Regions from separate parts of the Homo sapiens genome. Here regions 1 and 2 are each linked to region 3. A link is a loop called in an ENCODE intact Hi-C map of the cell type or tissue named here. Cell type or tissue: heart right ventricle. All regions are shown on one strand. Links, peaks and the distances in the headings refer to the core of each region. The heading gives the core; the rest is flanking DNA. Region 1 holds the start of GIMAP8 (GTPase, IMAP family member 8). Region 2 overlaps GIMAP8 (GTPase, IMAP family member 8). Region 3 overlaps GIMAP6 (GTPase, IMAP family member 6).

Region 1 (5,776 bases), core at 577-5,576, 180 kb before region 3:
CTTTGTGCCCTCTGTGTCTAATACGGTGCTTGGTCCTGGTAGATTTCTCCTTGCTTGCATAACATGTGTCTTCCTGGCTTATTCGATTTCTGGAAGTCTAGAACTTCTCCCCAGTGTTTCACCTGCCTGCTGAGTCAGGGCTCTCGGCCCGCTGGGGAGCATTTTGCTGCACTTGTCATTAGCCACAAAGCCACTAGGGGGCAGGGAGCCCCCATCCTGCCTCAGATCGGTGCCAAACCAGAACCCGGCAGCCTGCCTTCTGCACGGAAATCAATTCTCTAGGAGCTGATTTGCTGAAAGATCATTTTGCAAAATGGTCAACTCAGCAAATAATCGACTTGCTGAATCTTTGAGGAGTTATTTGCAGCTTCAGTTTTACTTAGAGCAATCCCTGGATGCTTAATATTTCATTTAAGAATGAGTGAGCCTTTTCTTCTCTATTTTGGGGAAACAGTTTCTTGCTGAGCCTCTGCCTCTGTTAGTACCCCAGCGGGGATGAACTGCAGTACCTGGCTTCGGGTTTTTGTCTTTTCATTATAATGAGTTGGTTTTATGTGCGTTGACCTACTGTAAAGGAAGGGTGGGGTTCTTCCAAAATAGATCCTCTTTCAATGAGGAGACAGGTAGAGTGGGACATGGGAAGGGCTTTGTCAGCTTTCCCCATCAAGATGTGTCCTGTGTGTCCCCAAAGCTCTTCTTGAGCCATCCCAGCATAACCAGGGTTTCCCTCAGGTTCATAACAAGGTAGAGCAGTCCTCAAGGCTGGCGCATGAAGACCAGTCCAGGGGGAGGGTGGATCCCTCGGGATGTGATAGGCTGACAGCAGCTCCCCAAAGCCTGTGGTTTTGACTACTGTAGAGACTTCATATCTGAAGCATGCCCCTCTACTTCAGCCACCCCCACTGCTCCTCCTTCTGCGGGGTCCCTTTGGAAAGCTTAGCACCACCTCAGACATTTGGAAAACTAACTTGAGCTCCAGTCCCTCGAGGCCCTAGCCTCTGCATCCTGTGAAGAGGGCCCTGCTGTGCAGAGCGCAGAGGGTCCCGCACTCACTTGGATGAACCTCTAGGGCATTCTGCTCAGTCTCAGGAGGGCAGACACTGTGGGACTCCACTCACATGAGTATCTGACGTTGCCAAAAATCATAGAAACAGGCCGGGTGTGGTGGCTCACACCTGTAATCCCAGCGCTTTGGGAGGCTGAGGCAGGTGGATCACTTGAGGTCAGGAGTTCAAGACCAGCCTGGCCAACATGGTGAAACCCCGTTTCTACTAAAAATACAAATATTAGCCGTGTGTGGTGGCGGGAACCTGTAATCCCAGCTACTCGGGAGGCTGGGGCAGGAGAATTGCTTGAACTCGGGAGGTGGAGGTTGCAGTGAGCCGAGATCACACCATTGCACTCCAGCCTGGGCGACAGAGCAAGACTCTGTCTCAAAAAAAAAAAAAAAATCATAGAAACGGAAAGTAGAACGGTGGTTACCCGGGCTGGGGTTCGGGGAGGTGAGTTGGGGTGTAATGGGGAGAGTTTGGGTGCTGCAGGATGAAAAGTCCTGCAGATCTGGCACACAACCATGTGAATGTACTTTCTACTGTGGGCTATACACTTAGAAATGGTTAGGATGGTACTATTAATGTTACATCATTTTTACCCTAGTAAACATTTTTTAAGAAGTCTTCCTCCGTGTTTGACTTCCTTATGAAGTAGAGACCAGGTAGTTTGGACACTATGTTCTTTCACAAAAGGGATTTCATTTTGTGAAATATTTGAAAGCATCGAAGTCTAGCATTTCACGTTTTGCAAGCTGGGGAAAAGCATTCATTCCCTGAGAAGCAGCGTTGGTCTGTCAGGCTTGGAGTTCCCCGGGTTGTGGGTTTTAGGGAAGGGAAGGGAAGCGAGGAAGGACTTGTGAGAGGAAGTCCTAAAGGCCACTTAAGGGCACACAGAGGCCCGGAGCTGGCTTTGCTCAGAGCTTGTAGCGGCGCCACAATCTCTGTCCTCTCAGGAACAGGAACTGGCTTGACGTCCTTTTCCTGCCCTATCCAAGCCCCTGTTCTTGCAGCCCTTCTGAAGCTCAGCCTGGCACCGGCCCCGGCGCCCCAGCCCCTGGCCAAGCCTCTGCTGTCATTTCTCCTCCCTCCTCTCAGTCTGCAGCTGCGGGACGGGCCGGGCTCCTCAGTTTCTGCTGTGTTGTGACCCCACGAGGCGCTCAGCACCCAGGGAAGGCGCGTGTGTCCCCGATGCTGGCTCCTCCCTGAGCCCCGACGGCTCTCGAGGTTCTGAGCCTGTGGCCTGCACAGGGAACTTCCTCTCCGACTGCATTTATGCCTCTGTGGATGTGAAGGCTATTTCTAGAAATCTCTTCCTTTGCAGAAACACCCGAAACCCTCCTGCCAGGAAGACCAGGGCCTGGGAAGAGGGTCGCTCTCCGGCCATTCTCCCCTCACCCTCCTCACCTTCCTCACATCCTGTGCCCTGGGGGACCAGCAGCTGCTTCCACCCAGGTGAGAGATGGAGGGATAGAGCCAGGTGGATTGCGGAGCCTCGGAGACTGTGGGACGCCGTGGGACCCCATGGGACACGACCGCAGTGCATGTGTGACATGTGCACTCGTGTGTAGATGTGTGTGCACTGGTGCATGGCTGTGGGGGAGGATGGGCTTGGCACCGGGAAGGCAGCCTGCTCAGCCATGGGAGAGGAGGCTGGGTTGAATGGCAGGGTTGAATGGCAGAGTTGAATGGCAGGGGCCCTGGGAAGCTTTCCTCCTGGTCCAAAGCGTGTCTCCCCAGCCTGCTGGGGAGTAGATTCGGCAGGATGGGGACAGAGGCATATTCCCAGACATCTATGAGAGTGGCTGTCCTAAAAGAAGGCGTGTCGGGGAGTGGGTGTGAGCCCTGAAGAGGAGGAGGGCTGAGACTGGCAGAAGGGAGGAAGAAGCAGGCGGAAGCAGCCGGTCAGATGCCCCATGAAGCTAGATGGTGCCGCAGAGCAGCCCCCAGGAGGAAGCCAGCGGAGCTCCTCCCGCAAAGCAGGGGGTGGGGGATGCTGATTTTTCCACGTCTGCTTTTCTGATCTTTCCTGCCCCTTGCACAGTTAGGATTCTGTGAACTGGGCATTGGAGGGATTGGAGGGGTCAAGACCTTACCAAAAGCAATATTTCTGATTTCACCTACATTTCAGCCAACCTGGTCCTCAGCAGTTAACCTCTTCCCTTCCTCTTGATGGTTGCCCTGCTGGGCTGGGTCTAAGGTCTTCCCCACGCTGGGCTCTGGAGGCATCTCCAACCACCCTGCTCTGTAAGTGGGAACTGCGATTAGATGTGGGATGAATCCCCGCATGGCTGGATGCTGTGCTCAGATGCCTGAGTCCACGTTTGCCTTGGGCTGTTTCCTGAGAAGGAGGCAGAGGCTGCCTTTACAGTCTTCAGTGAATTATAGGAAGAACGCTCTCTTTTTCTCTCAGTTGCTCTGCTGGGGTCTCCAGAGTGGCCTGGGAAATTGAGCAGAGGGAAATGTGGGCTGGCAGAGCGTGAGTGAGGGTGAGTTTGGGTACCTTTTTGTCCTTAAGTGCACTTTCTACATGTTGGGGTGAAGTGCTACTGGCTGGGAAGCTGTATGTGTGGTAGGAGTGTGCATGTGCGTGTGTGTATGTGGGTGTGTGTGTGTAGGTCCTGACATCATGTGGAGCTGCAGGCAGGAGTCCAGCCAAGACTCATTGGTTTGGTCATACTCTGCTGGGGAACCATGCAAGGCTGTGTCGCTTAATTGGGAAAGAAATTTCTTTCTTCTTCAGACCTGTGGGAGGCCTCTGCTTCCTTCAGCTTGCTGTTTTCTCACTAGTGTCTTTTTTTCTTAAATTAATTTACAGAGACATCTCACTTCACTTGCATATATATGTGTGTGTGTATGTATATATGTATATATATGTATATATGTATGTATATATGTATATATGTGTATATATGTATATATATGTGTGTATATGTGTGTGTGTGTGTGTGTGAGATATATATATATATATATATATATATATATATATACATGCGAGTGGAACTACAGGCACCCACCACCATGCCTGGCTAATTTTTGTACTTTTAATAAAGACGGGGATTTCATCATGTTGACCAGGCTGGTCTCAAACTCCTGATCTCGAGGGATCTACCTGCCTTGGCCTCTGAAAGTGTTGGGGTTACAGGCGTGAGCCACTGCGCCCGGCCTCCCTCTCAGTTCTAAAAACCGTTTTTCTTCTTTTCTTCACATTTCTGTCTCTCCTGTGATCGTTCATTCCTTTACCTCCACGTATTGGGCATATACTACATGCCAGGCACAATGTTAGGGCCTGGGGACACAGAACAAAACAGGCATGTTTGGAGTTTCAGCACATGCTGTTATGGAGCTTTGTACCAAGGGTAGTACAGAGAACATTTAGACATTTAAAAATAAAATTAATAAATAATTATAAAATATAAATAATATCAGATAGAATCAATGTTATGAAGAAAATTGAGGAGAGAGAGGAGATAGGGCATTAGTGTGAGAGCTTCTCTCCATAGGGTGTATCTGGGTGAAAGATGCTCTTAGAAGATCCCCGGTGCTGATTAGGTTTGAACCCACCGGAAATATTTTTCCCCTGGTGGACCGGTTCTGAGGTTCTGAGGTGTCTGAAGCTGCGGTGGGCTCTGCCCCGTGCCGTGCAGCCATCCAGATGATTCCAGAGAGAGGCCTCTGCCAAGGCCCTTGTGGGCTTTGCCTCGCCCTTTTCGAAAGTGGGCCCTGCCACTGCCTTTACTACCTCCCTGGGTCATTCCCTGCAGTGCAGCCTCTCCCCTGAGTGCCACAGACCCCATTTTTTGAAAAGGTATGAACCACCAAATTGCTGCACAGAAAAAGGGCTTTCCCACTCTTCACTTTCTTCGGCGTATCTGCTGCATTTTGCTTGTTCTTCAAGTCAATAACCATCAACTCAGAAACAAGTATTTATCAGATACTTTCTTTATGTTGTAGATACAGTGGTGAGAAAAACAGAGCAAGTCCTTATTCTCATGGAACTCACCTGTAGTGGTGGCAGACTAAAAAGCACTAAGCAACTAAATGCAGATGTGAAGGGTGACAGTAGTGGGTGTTGGGTACGGGGCGGGGGGCACAGAGGAGTCACGACTCTTAGGGTGGCAGTGGTGGGTGCTGGGTATGGGGCGGGGGTGCCCGTGGGGCATAGAGGGGTGGACAGCTCTTAGGGTGGCAGTGGCGGGTGCTAGGTATGGGGTGGGGGTGTCAGTGGGGCACAGAGGCATGGACAGCTCTTTAATAGCGGGTGGAGGCTGGAGAGGGCCTCCTGTACTAAGGGGACAGTGTGATAGAGACCTAAGGGAAGTGCTCAGGCACATGTCTTGCACATGTCTGCAAGGGACAATGCCCCAGTTCAGATGAACAGCAAGCATGTTTGAAGTACAGCGCAGGCTGATGTGACTATGGCACACAATGTGAGGGGAAGGGGGTGGGAGATGAGGTCAGAGAGCAGCTGGGCACAAGGTAGGGTCTCGTGACCACTATAAAGGCTTTGCCTTTTACTTTGAATGGGTGGAGAGTCACTGGGGGTGGGGGGAGGTTTAGAATGAAGCGTGACATTACCTGTCTCTTGTTTTAACAGGAGAGGAGAACTGTGGCTATTGGTGGACAATAGACAGCTGGAGAAGGGTGGAAACCGGGGAGCAGTGTTAATATTACTGCAAAAGTCCAAAGAGGAGCTGATGACCAGTTCAATCTGGAAAAGTTAGGAA
Region 2 (5,776 bases), core at 509-5,508, 160 kb before region 3:
TTTTAGATCTGTGTGCACTATTTTGTTCCTTTATTTTCTAGGATTGTGTGAATGAAGCTGCATCTCAAGAGGGAGACAAGCCACAGGGTAAGTTGATCTTTAAGAAACATTAAGCTCACACTTGTATTCTTTTGAATGCATTCTGCAGCCAAAGTGAAGCGGAAACATTATCCATATAAACCAGAAAATTCACCCTGGGGACCTAGCTGAGGTTGGTTCCCACAAGCTATCCCCTAGGAAACTCCTAACACTTGTGAGTAGGTATAGCACCAGCAAAGTTCCTGGACCCAGCGAGGGTGTCCTTGGACTTTTCTGAAGTGTTACAGAGCTGGGCTTGCCTCTTGTGTCTTCTTTCCTAACTCAGACTCTTCTTTCTGGCCTTGGATCCGGCCCTGCCCAAGTTTTGACTCCTCTTAGGAAAGCAGAAATCACTCCTTCATGGACAACACCAACTTGGAGAATTCTCTGATGGGGTGCAGTATTCAGGTGATGATTGCCAGTAATGATAGATCCTGCACATCTGCATAAGTCAATATGTATAGATCTACCTCCTTCCGTATAGTAGATGCAGTTTGTTTCACAATGTGGACACACAAAACAAATGCAACCATGCCTTTACTGATGGATTTGCAGGTTATTTCTGGGTCAGCCCTGTGCAAGCTCTGAGTATCCAGTCGTGAATAAGATAGACAAGATCCTTTTCCTCATGGAAATCTTCCAAATAATAAAATCATAATTTTAATAGTATTGCTAATAATTATAGCTGAGGCCGGGTGCAGTGGCTCATGCCTGTAATCCCAGCACTTTGGGAGGCCGAGGTGGGTGGATCACTTGATGCCAGGAGTTCAAGACCAGCTTGGCCAACATGGCAAAACCCTGTCTCTACTAAAAATACAAAAATTAGCCAGGCATGGTAGTGCGTGCCTGTCGTCTCAGCTACTCGGGAGGCTAAGACATGAGAATCACTTGAATCTGGGAGCGCAAGATTGCAGTGAGCTGAGATCATGCCACTTTACCCCAGTCTGGGCAACAGAGCAAGACCCTGTCTCAAAAAAAAAAAAAATTGCAGCTGACATTATGTCCTGGGAAATAACTTTCATAAATATGTAATTCAATCTTCATAGCATATTCATATATAATCCTCTTAAAATACACCAGTTCAATTCTTGTAACAATCTTGTAAAGAAGATGTTGTGAGCCTCATCCTCATTTCACAGCTGAGTGCACTCAGCCAGAAATACGTGTACTCAGGCAGAAGGGTTTCAAAATTCTGGCAATGCCCTTTGGCCGAGACCCCAGGAACACACGTGTGACTGAACAAAAGTGCGTTTATTGACCTGTGGCTGTGAGGGCCCAGCACACCATGGGGAGTCACAGGGCTGTCAGAAACAGGGGGCAGGGAAGGACTTTTTATAGGATGTGGGCTCATGTTAGGTGATTCTGAGGAAGGTTCCAGGAAGTGGGACTTTGCTCCAGGATGGATGCGCTTAGGAAGTGGGGGGTAGTTCCACAATGAAGTGTTTGAATAATTCTTCTGTCCAAGGTGACAAGGGTGGAACGAGGCTAAAGCCATCAGGAGGCAGCTGTCATCTATTTAGCCAGTGCAGGGGATGTTCGGGCAATGCTGTTGTTTTTGTGTGCTCAGATACGATTGCAGAGTGGTTGTGGTTGTGGAAGACTCGTGTCTGATTTTCTGTAATACTGTGGATGAGAGACAGGAGGGTGCCATGGCCTTGCTGTGGAGGCCAGACCAGCTCCTGGCTCTCAAGGGCTATTTATTATCCCTTCTCACTCCTACTTTTAACCACTGCACTGTATGGTCTCTCTAAATTGAAGAGAGTCCATATTCGAAATAAATATAAAATTATTATTTTGGTAAGAATAGAGGAAATACACATGGCAGCTGATTTGTATAGTTTTGCGGTGAGCAATTTAGGTGAAGTTCTCTTGAAGAAGTTATATTTGCATAGGAACCTGAGTAGCCAGCAGGAGATAGGGCAGGAGGCAAAGAAAGTGCTGTCATATGGGCAAAAGTCCTGAAGTCTGTAAAGGAGAGTAGGGGGGAGTGTGAGGGAGGGAGGGGCACTTCCAGGCCTGACTCAAGTTCTTCCTTAACTGTGAAGCCTTCCATGCACACTTCCGTGCTAGTCAGGTCCTAAGGGCTTTACAGGTGCTGTTTCCTTTAGTCTTTTCAACCTCAACGTGGGCATTAGATTCCCATTCTACCAACATGGAAACAGATTCGCAAAGCGGTAAGTTTTCCAAGGCAATACAGCAAGGGCCTTTGATGCTGTGTCCATCCCACCTTCCCAACTTGCTGCTCAGACCCTTCCCACGAAGGCTGTTGATGACTCAGCCTCAGAGAAAGCTCCCTGCAGTTGCAGACTCTCCCTTTTGCTCAGTTCATAGGTCTGGTGTTGATGCTGCCTCAGCCAGGGGATGTGTGGAGAGATAGTTGTAGGGTGCAGGTTTGCAGGTTTTTACAGCAATTTATTGAGGTACGATTTACACAGAGTAAAATGCACAAATCTTAAGCAAACAGCTTGATGCCTTTTTCTATATCTATACATATGGGATCCCCATCTAGATAAAGATATAGAGCATTTCCATCATCTTACAGATTCTTGCTGCCCCTCGCCAAAGAGAAACACTATCCAGATTTCTATCAACATAGATTAATTTGGTCTGTTCTTCAACTTCATATGGTAGAATCATCTAGTATGCAGTTTTTGTGTCCTGCTTCTTTTACTTAGCGTGTTTTTTTGAGATCCATCTATACTGCATATCGCTAGTTCACTTTTTTTTTAATTGCTGAGTGTATTTGATTTTATACCACCAAGGGGCATTTGAAAATCGGATTCTCCCTGCTCCTGCCTTAGCCCCTGGGCTTACCTTTGGTACGTACTTACCTTTGGTAGGCCCCAGTACTTACCTTTGATAACAAAATGAGGGGAACCCTGAGGACCTAGACCAACGAAGGCCAAAGTTGGCATGTTCGTGTTCCTGGGGAATCATAAGCTCCATGAATATCTCTTAGTTCACTCCTGCCCCTGTTTGTGGCTTTCACCTTGATGGAGAGCTTCTGGCTGAGAGTAGAGTTCTACTGGTTTACCGTGTTGTTGCCATTCTCTATACAAGTTTGCAGGGATGAGAAATCATAAAACCTGCCCACATCCATATTCAACTGCAGGAAGAGACTCTGAACCTGTCCATTTGTCCCACAGGCCCAAGGGAAAGGCAGCTGCAGTCCACAGGACCCGAGCAGAATCCGGGGACATCAGAACTGACAGTCCTCCTTGTGGGGAAACGCGGTGCTGGAAAAAGTGCAGCAGGAAACAGCATTCTGGGGAGGCAGGCCTTTCAGACCGGATTTAGTGAGCAGTCAGTAACCCAGAGCTTCTTGTCTGAGAGCAGAAGCTGGAGAAAAAAGAAAGTTTCGATCATTGATGCTCCGGACATCTCATCTTTAAAGAACATTGACTCAGAAGTTAGAAAACACATCTGTACAGGCCCCCATGCCTTCCTGCTGGTGACACCACTGGGCTTTTACACTAAGAATGATGAGGCAGTGCTGAGCACCATCCAAAACAATTTTGGAGAAAAATTCTTTGAGTACATGATCATACTTCTTACCAGGAAAGAAGATTTAGGGGATCAGGATCTAGATACGTTCTTAAGAAACAGCAATAAAGCTCTCTATGGTCTCATCCAGAAGTGTAAAAACAGATATAGTGCCTTCAACTACCGGGCAACAGGAGAAGAAGAGCAAAGGCAGGCGGACGAGCTCCTGGAAAAAATTGAGAGCATGGTGCATCAGAATGGGAACAAGCATTGTGTTTTCAGAGAAAAAGGTAAAACTGTGAATAGGATATATATTTTTACATATATCATTTAAAAATAGGTATAAAATATATAAGAACTTTTTATTTTCTTTTTTTTCTTTTTTTTTATTATACTTTAAGTTTTAGGGTACATGTGCACATTGTGCAGGTTAGTTACATATGTATACATGTGCCATGCTGGTGCGCTGCACCCACTAACTCGTCATCTAGCATTAGGTATATCTCCCAATGCTATCCCTCCCCACTCCCCCCACCCCACAACAGTCCCCAGAGTGTGATATTCCCCTTCCTGTGTCCATGTGATCTTATTGTTCAATTCCCACCTATGAGTGAGAATATGCGGTGTTTGGTTTTTTGTTCTTGCGATAGTTTACTGAGAATGATGATTTCCAATTTCATCCATGTCCCTTCAAAGGACATGAACTCATCATTTTTTATGGCTGCATAGTATTCCATGGTGTATATGTGCCACATTTTCTAAAAGGCATAGAGAAGATAAAAAGGACAGGTCTCCTGTTCCTGTGTTAGTCTGCTTAGGATGGCAGCCTCCAGCTCTATCTATGTTACTGCAAAAGACAGGATTTCATTCTTTTTTATGGCTGCCTATTATTCTATGGTGTATATGTACCTGTACCTAAAATAAAAGTTGAAATGAAACAAAAAAGAAGTTGAAACTGGAAGAAAAATAAAGGAAGGATAGGTCTGTTCTATGGACTAACTCTTTTCTCTTTCTTTGCTTCTCAAATTGTACTGAAGTTATAGCTTTTCCATGCACATTCTCTTGAACCGGTCTTTAATTTTTTCATGATCTTTACTATCTCTTCAACTGGATAGTGTGAGTGTCTTGAAGAAAGGAGCTGATGCTTTCCAACCCTTTGTTTCCCCACAGTGTACTGTTGCCCAGAGCTTGGCACACTGCTCTCTTTACTACTTAAGAAGGGCTCCTCATCCACTTAGTGCTACACGTTCAGTTGACCTATGCTGAGGTCCTTCCCATTCTTACTCATCCCGTTTTTTTTTCTGCTTCAAACATCCTCACCCAGGAAGAAGATAAAACCCAAAGGAGCATATTTTCTTATTGAACCCTCCTTTAGAAGTATAGATACATGGGAAAGTCAGGAGAGGCTTTGTGTAGAAAGCCCAATTTGAAACAGGTTTTAGAGAATGGGTAGGGATTAAATGGCTGAGCAGAAAGCTGGAAGATATTCCAGAGAGTACACCAGCAATTTGAAGCAAAGAGGTAGGACTAAGCATGTCACTTGTTAGGGGACAAAAAAGAATAATCTTGGTGGAGATGGGGGTTCACAGCTCTAAAGGACATCTTCCAAGAACATTGAAGATTAAGGCGTTGAACATTAAGAACACTGAATTAGAGAATATGGGATGGGGAGTGGGGCCGGATTTCAGAGGTACATGAGAAACACACCCTCTGTAGGTACAGAAGTAGGGACTGAAATATATGACAAATATGGGAGTGTTGGAAGATTAAGCTATTGTTCATCTGCTGGGCATAACTATGAAGTTGAAGTTTCAGCATAAACAGGTTAATAATTTCCCCTTGAAGGAAGAGCATGGGATGTGCTTTCTTCCTCCTTTGCATTGAAGTAGATATTAGCTATTTGATATGAAATTCATAATGGAAGAGAACTACGAAGAGACTTGAATGAGCACTGGACTGTCACAGTGCAAGTGCAAAAGCATAAGAACGATCTCCAAAGAACGCATATTGTAAGGTCTCTATGTGTCTGTAAATTCCATTTATAGGGAAATTCATTCTCTTTCTCCATCATGGACACCACACACCCAACAGTGTTAGTGGATATTCATTATTATAACCATGCGGTTTCTTCTGACTCATCAGTGAAAGGCAATTAAGTTCAATGTGGTTTTAATGAGAAATGAATTTTTACATGTCCTAACTAAGGAAACTGGTA
Region 3 (5,776 bases), core at 579-5,578:
AAGTGATTGTGGCACAAAGGCTGTCTTCAGCAAACACCAAATAACTCTGTGCTCTGCTTTGAGACACTTTTCTGAATCTGTTAGCAAGAGAAATGCTGAAGCTTTCTCAGATGTCTGCTGTGTCTAGGGAAGATGGGGGATGGCTTCAGAGCAAGAGGCCACAGGTCGGCTGTGAGCATCTGTGTCTAGCTGTTGAGCATCTCCAACAGTGGATGAGTGTCCAGGTAGACCTGAGGCTGTGCCCTGAGATTTCTGATCATCTCCCAGCACTGTCTCCACCAGCTGTACTTCCCGCCCCTCTCGGGAGAAACTAGCTAAAGGCCCCCTGCTACGCAGCTTGAAGAAAGGAAAAGAGGAATATATTGGGGAGCAGTTTCCCCAATGCCTCCTATTATCTTCCCAAATGTCGGTCAACTCCCCAGGAGCATCTTGGACCTCAAAGGAGGTGGGGTGCACCCGGGGCACATCAGTCTCCTCTTGCTGGCAGGCAGCTTCCTATCCGAGGCCTGAGACAGGATGACATCCTACTCCCTTCTCATCCTGTCCAGTATCAGTACTTATAAACCCCGTCTGTAGGAACAGCCTTCCAGGAAAACATCATGGGCTTCAGAGTTCTCCCATAAACCAGGCAGGCTGCCTCGCAAGATGTTTAAGTCACTCTACTGCTTCCTTTGCAGGCCCCCTTTCTTCCCTGCCTCCTTGCATTGGACCCCCACAAATACTTTGCTAGGGAACCCGTTTGCACACGCAGACACCCCATCCACATGCTCCCATTATCAAGGGAGAAGGGAGGGGTGGCAGTGAAGGGCGAGGCAGGTTGAAAGTAGTCTGTGCCTTCTAGGAGCAGAAGGCAAATATCATGAGGGGCCATGAAACCCATGGAAAAAGGGGAAGTAACAGATGCAAGTCATCTCTAATCTAAGTCTACCTTGGTGGGGTGGTGTGACCTCCTCTGCCCAAGTCCACTTGCATCCCTAGGGGCTTCCATGTTCTGTAGCCAGGGCAAGGGACCACCTACTTGACCACAGTCTGACTTCTTGGATACCCTGCCCCAAACTTCTCCCATCATTCCCACTAGGAAGTTCCAACGGGGCTTGTTTGTTACAGCTCAAGAGTGAATAAAAGGGCTGCTCCTCCTGCCTCCATCCCTGTTCCTGCTTGCTCTCCTCCCAGCCCAGTCTCCAACCCTCCCCACCCAGTCTCCAACCCTCCCCATGTCTCAGCACCACTGCCATGTTCCAGCCACCAGACACAACAGGCACCTTAAACCATCATGGTGTGGGGAGAGATGAGAAGTCATCTGGTCAACAGCTTGCATGGAGTTGCCGCACCAAACGTGACTGCATGACTCCAATGCAGTCAAAAGCTGTGGAAGTTACACAGAAGTAAAAGATACAGGCCTGCCCTCAAGAAACTTTGGTTCTATCAGAGTATAGACAAGTAACTCATGAAAGGCAATGCAATGAGATAGAAGGTCCAATAGGAAGACAGCGTGCTGTTGGGGCACAGAGGAGGGAGGACCCAGATGTTCTGGAAGAAGGAATGAAGGAACTGGAATGTGATCTGGGCATGCTGGACCCTGTCCTCAAGCCCCATGCCCCTCTTCCTACACCAGACGTCATGACCTGGAGACTGGGAAGCACTCCATGGGATGGAAAGAGAAACAGAGGGCTGGACACAGGGGGGTGCAAAGGCTGATGGTGTCCTTGGCTCAAGTCCAGCACAGGCTCAAAGGTCAGCCTTCCCCAGCAGGCATCTGTGGGCTTCCTCAGATTCCTTCTGGATCTGGGACAGTCCTTCCAGCCAAGACTCCTCACCAGGCACGTCCTCAGAGCCTTGGCCCTGGCTTACTTGCCTTTCCTGTAGTTCTTTCAGCCGAAAGTTTTGCTGGGTATATTGGTAAGCCTTGTTGCTGTAATAATCTCCTTCGTTTTCCCACATAATGGCTTCAACTTTCTCCATGAGCTCTCGCAGTTGGGCCTCCTGCTCCTCCCCCTGTGCCCTGTTGTTGAAGCCGCAATGGCGCCGTGCAAGGGTCACATCCAGCCAGGCAAGGGCCTGGTTGTTGGTCTCTCGCACATAGTCTTCCAGGGAGCCGCCAGCCAGGTCTTCCTTCCGGGTGAACACCAGGATGGTGTGACCCAGAACCCCCACTCCAAAGACCTCCTGCAGGCGCCTGACCACCTGCTGATCCTCATCCGTGAACCGGCCCAGTTGTGTCACCAGGAGCACGGCGTGGGGCCCTGGGGCGGATAAGACGATGGCTTGGCAGATAGCGTCTGCCACCTCTGGCGAGACCTGGGGGGACAGAATGTTGGGTGTGTCAATCACCTCAAGCTCCTTCCCAGCCCACTCTCGGCTCCGTCTCTGGGAGGTCTTGGTCACGGGTCTGGTGCTGAGTTTAGACTCGAAGACGTCCCTGCCGAGGATGCTGTTTCCTGTTGCACTCTTCCCACTCCCTGTTTTCCCCATGAGAATGAGCCTCAGTCTCCTTGGGGTCTTCTGTTCTTTCTCCCTTAGACCTAGAAATATCCAAAGAAAGCAGAGGGAACTGGGGTAAGGGCCCATGTACCCCATCTTGTCATCACCAGGAGCCTCTGGGTGTACCCCCAGACTGCAGGGGCAGATTGTAAAAGACCAACATCTGCCCTGAAACCAGCGCTGGGCCACCATTCTGGGCCCACATCCTTGAAGGTGGGGCTGAACGTTCTCTCCCAGTGCAAGAGCAGAGCCTAGAAAGAAGAGCGAGACTTGGCCAATAGAACACCAAGAAACCCAATACCAAGGTTTTTAGATATGACTGGGGAAGAAGGCAGGAAGGGAATTCCCTTCTCCTGGCCTTGCGGGTCCCAAGACCCAGAGCACATAAAGAAGTGACAAGTAATAGCTGGTTTCCCAGTCTTGTCCCCACTGAAGACATTGATGTATCTCAGATGACAAAGCATGAAGCTGGCATGTGGCAGCATGGGCGTGGCCATCTCCTGAATCTCCTGGGCACCAACAGGCCTTGCTGTGGCCTGACAGCCACCCTTGGCTCTGACCCACGTGCCAATTCTAACTGAGTGACATTGGGCCCCCTCCAGCTTCCCCAAGGTGGCTGGAAGGAATTTGAATGAATGGGCAGAAGTCTGGGCAGTAGATCTTCATCCCCACCCACCTAGCCCAGTGCAGAGCCAGAGGAGACAGGAACCCCCATCTGAGCAGCCTGGAGCTAGCACACACCACTGGACTTTACTAAAGCCAAATGCATCACTTGAGCTCTGGAGAGGATTCTTAAAAGAATAGCTAACCTTGATTGCTATAACAAAAGGTCAAACAGGTGTTACACAGGTATTGGTAATGTCCCTATTGTAGTAGGTTAACGTGGCTTTTTCCAGATGGCTCAGGCCATTTAAGTTCATAAAGTAAAAGGTCATTCATATTAAAATACATAATGAATCACAAATCATTTCTTCTGGCCAGGAAAGGGCTGGGTTTCCAGCATTTGTAAATCCTGCCTCCCCAGGATGAATGACGAAGTTGAGCCCATGAAAGTTAAGCGCCTGACCCTGTGCAATGGCTTTTGGGAAAGGGACGCCCTCGATAAGGCAGAGCCCAGATCTGAGGCAGCAGCCAAGTACATTCTGCTTGTGCACAAGGCGCTTTCAAACTTACAACTGTGACAGCTCCACTTCGGAGTCAGCCAAACACCCATACAGGGTCTGTTGGCATCCAAGCCTCAGTCCAAGGCCACTTATTTTCGTCACACGCACTGTCAGCACATCCATCCTGAGGAAGAACATCTACCATGTGAAAGCATTTCCTTTGGGACTGGCATGGTGATTTAGTCATTGGTGCTATTTCTCGCCTCCTTTTATCTACCATACCTATCCAGGGGTCTTTTTTCTTATTTTTGGCTAGTGATAAGAAGGGCCCTACCCCAAAGGCCTCTGATGGTGGCTGAGGCGGGTAAATTTCTGTGACTGGGGGACGTCAGCTTCCTCTCCAAGCACACTATGGTGGTGGAGCTGTGTCCCACCTGCACCCCAAATGTTTCCCACTTGCTCCCCTCTCCTCATTCATTTTACCTCCTGACAGCTCCAGCACAGGATCCTGGGACAGCTCTTCTGGGGGATTCTCCTGGGGAATTTGTTCATATTCTTCTTCCTCCATCTACAAAAAAAAAAAAAAAAAAAAAATCATATGTTCTACTGACTTTCCAAATGAGTTTCAACAGCCACCTGCCTTTCGCCTTTCTCTTGCCAGAGGAAAGTTTTTTGCATTAGTTTAGGGTTGGGGTGGGACTGAGTGAGGCAATGGAAGAAGGGGTCTAAGACACTCTCTGCTGGCTTTAGGGACCCTATTTCTTTAGGGATGCTATCCCTCGCCCCCTTCATTGTGGTCTCCATCATAAGTTTAAGAGATTTTACAGATAAAGGTGCAACTGGCCTGGGAGCTGAGGAATGGATGAAATTTGGATAGACAAAGGGTCTGGAACTGTTCTGGGAGGTGGGGGGAGGTGGAGGAAGGGAAGAAGGAGGAGGTGGAGGAAGGGAAGCACAGAAGCAGGTGTGATTCTGATCCTGTGTTCCCTGGGAGCAGCAGGAAGGCCTGGTGTGCCTGGAGGACGTGAATGAGTAGGATGTTGTTGGGAGGGGCCACTTGGTGGGCCTTGGGGCCAGACTTTGGAGAAGACTGTGCAGTGAGGGTTACAGAGGACTGGGATTGCAGGGGCTGAGCTGGGAAGGAAGCCAGAGACCTCAGGGGAGAAGCAGCCACCAGTTAGCTCTGTCTGGGCCTCAGCATCCCATCAGTAAGAATGTTGGGCCTGAACTAGATGCCTGTGAATGTCTCTTCCCCTATTAAGGTCTCAACATACTTCATAACATTTTTTAGAGCAATTCTTAGTCCTTTTTGCAAATTAGGGCCACATCATTCCCAACCAGGAACTCCTGTCCCCTTTCCCATGACAGCAATGTGTCCTGGCTTCATAGACTAACACAGTTCTCTGTGCCAAGATCCCATAAGGTTCTCTCTGCTGGATTTTCTCTGTGGGACTGAGGAGGAAGTTGCATGGTCCATGACTGTTTTTCCAGATCATGTAGGACATTCACAACCAGATGAAACAGATCCAGATGAAGGGTCTGGGGTGTGGGGAAACCTAAGTCCAGGGGAACCTGATAGACATGTTTTTCTCATTGCCACATTGTTAGATGTTTGTTCTATTCTGTTCACCTGGCAAACACTCCAGTCCTCCCCAGATCCCAGAAGTATATATGCGGATATTGCTTTATGATTGGTAAAGATCAATTTTGCAGTGCTGGGCTGGGCATGGAGGGAGTCCAGGAAGGTCTGTTGACTTTCTAGGAAGAAAGAAGAAGCAGGCCAGGCGGACAGCCTTACTCAGACCTGAACAGCCAGATTCTGGAAGGAGTACAATATTTCACCTACCAAAGGGAGTTAGTTCTTCCTAACTGGTGGCCTCTCAATCTCTTTGTCCCTGGCTTCCTTACATCCCTGGTGGAAATTGAGGCAGCACTTTACCAATGTAATCTCATTCCTCCTTTAGAGAGAACGGGCAGGCAGCTTAACAGGAAACAACAGCCGGGTGGGACTAGGCTGTGGCATGCAGGAACCTGCACTGTGCCTTCGCAGGGTTCGGGGAATGGGTCTGCACGCAAGGCACCTCCCTGCCTCCTCCTAGACCCTCCCCGGAATGGCACCTCCCATGTTGGCCACAGTGTGCATTGTCTCCAACACAGAAGATGGAACAGATAGTACCATCCTTGTCATATTG

The links. A loop is a pair of places that touch in the nucleus more often than their neighbours do. Peaks named below come from ENCODE experiments on the same cell type or tissue, not always from the same donor. Only the 100,000 strongest peaks of a DNase experiment are listed, where the experiment ranks them.
Region 1: it touches region 3 in a loop (10-fold over the local background); 30 of 110 quality-filtered maps call a loop at or near these places.
Region 2: it touches region 3 in a loop (1.9-fold over the local background); 4 of 110 quality-filtered maps call a loop at or near these places.

Annotation. Positions count from the first base shown.
Region 1 is chr7:150,448,672-150,454,447 of GRCh38, forward strand. It overlaps GIMAP8 (GTPase, IMAP family member 8), which reads left to right and starts at 1,959. Exons shown (of 5, transcript NM_175571.4): 1 at 1,959-2,504. In heart right ventricle, for the core only: a CTCF peak has its summit at 2,963; DNase peaks (open chromatin) are centred at 2,140, 2,950 and 3,656; H3K4me3 peaks cover 5,000 bases; H3K27ac peaks cover 4,927 bases.
Region 2 is chr7:150,470,788-150,476,563 of GRCh38, forward strand. GIMAP8 (GTPase, IMAP family member 8) reads left to right here. Exons shown (of 5, transcript NM_175571.4): 3 at 42-87; 4 at 3,225-3,851. Among named protein-coding and RNA genes, the nearest start is that of GIMAP8, 23 kb to the left of the region's middle. In heart right ventricle, for the core only: CTCF peaks have their summits at 3,292 and 3,493; no DNase peak of the experiment used is centred there; H3K4me3 peaks cover 1,958 bases; H3K27ac peaks cover 3,028 bases.
Region 3 is chr7:150,625,991-150,631,766 of GRCh38, forward strand. GIMAP6 (GTPase, IMAP family member 6) reads right to left here. Exons shown (of 3, transcript NM_024711.6): 2 at 4,068-4,152; 3 at 1-2,522. The coding sequence starts at 4,152. The coding sequence ends at 1,729. Among named protein-coding and RNA genes, the nearest start is that of GIMAP6, 3.5 kb to the right of the region's middle. RefSeq lists silencers at 3,337-3,537, 3,557-3,757. In heart right ventricle, for the core only: no CTCF peak of the experiment used is centred there; DNase peaks (open chromatin) are centred at 3,631 and 4,649; H3K4me3 peaks cover 1,898 bases; H3K27ac peaks cover 5,000 bases.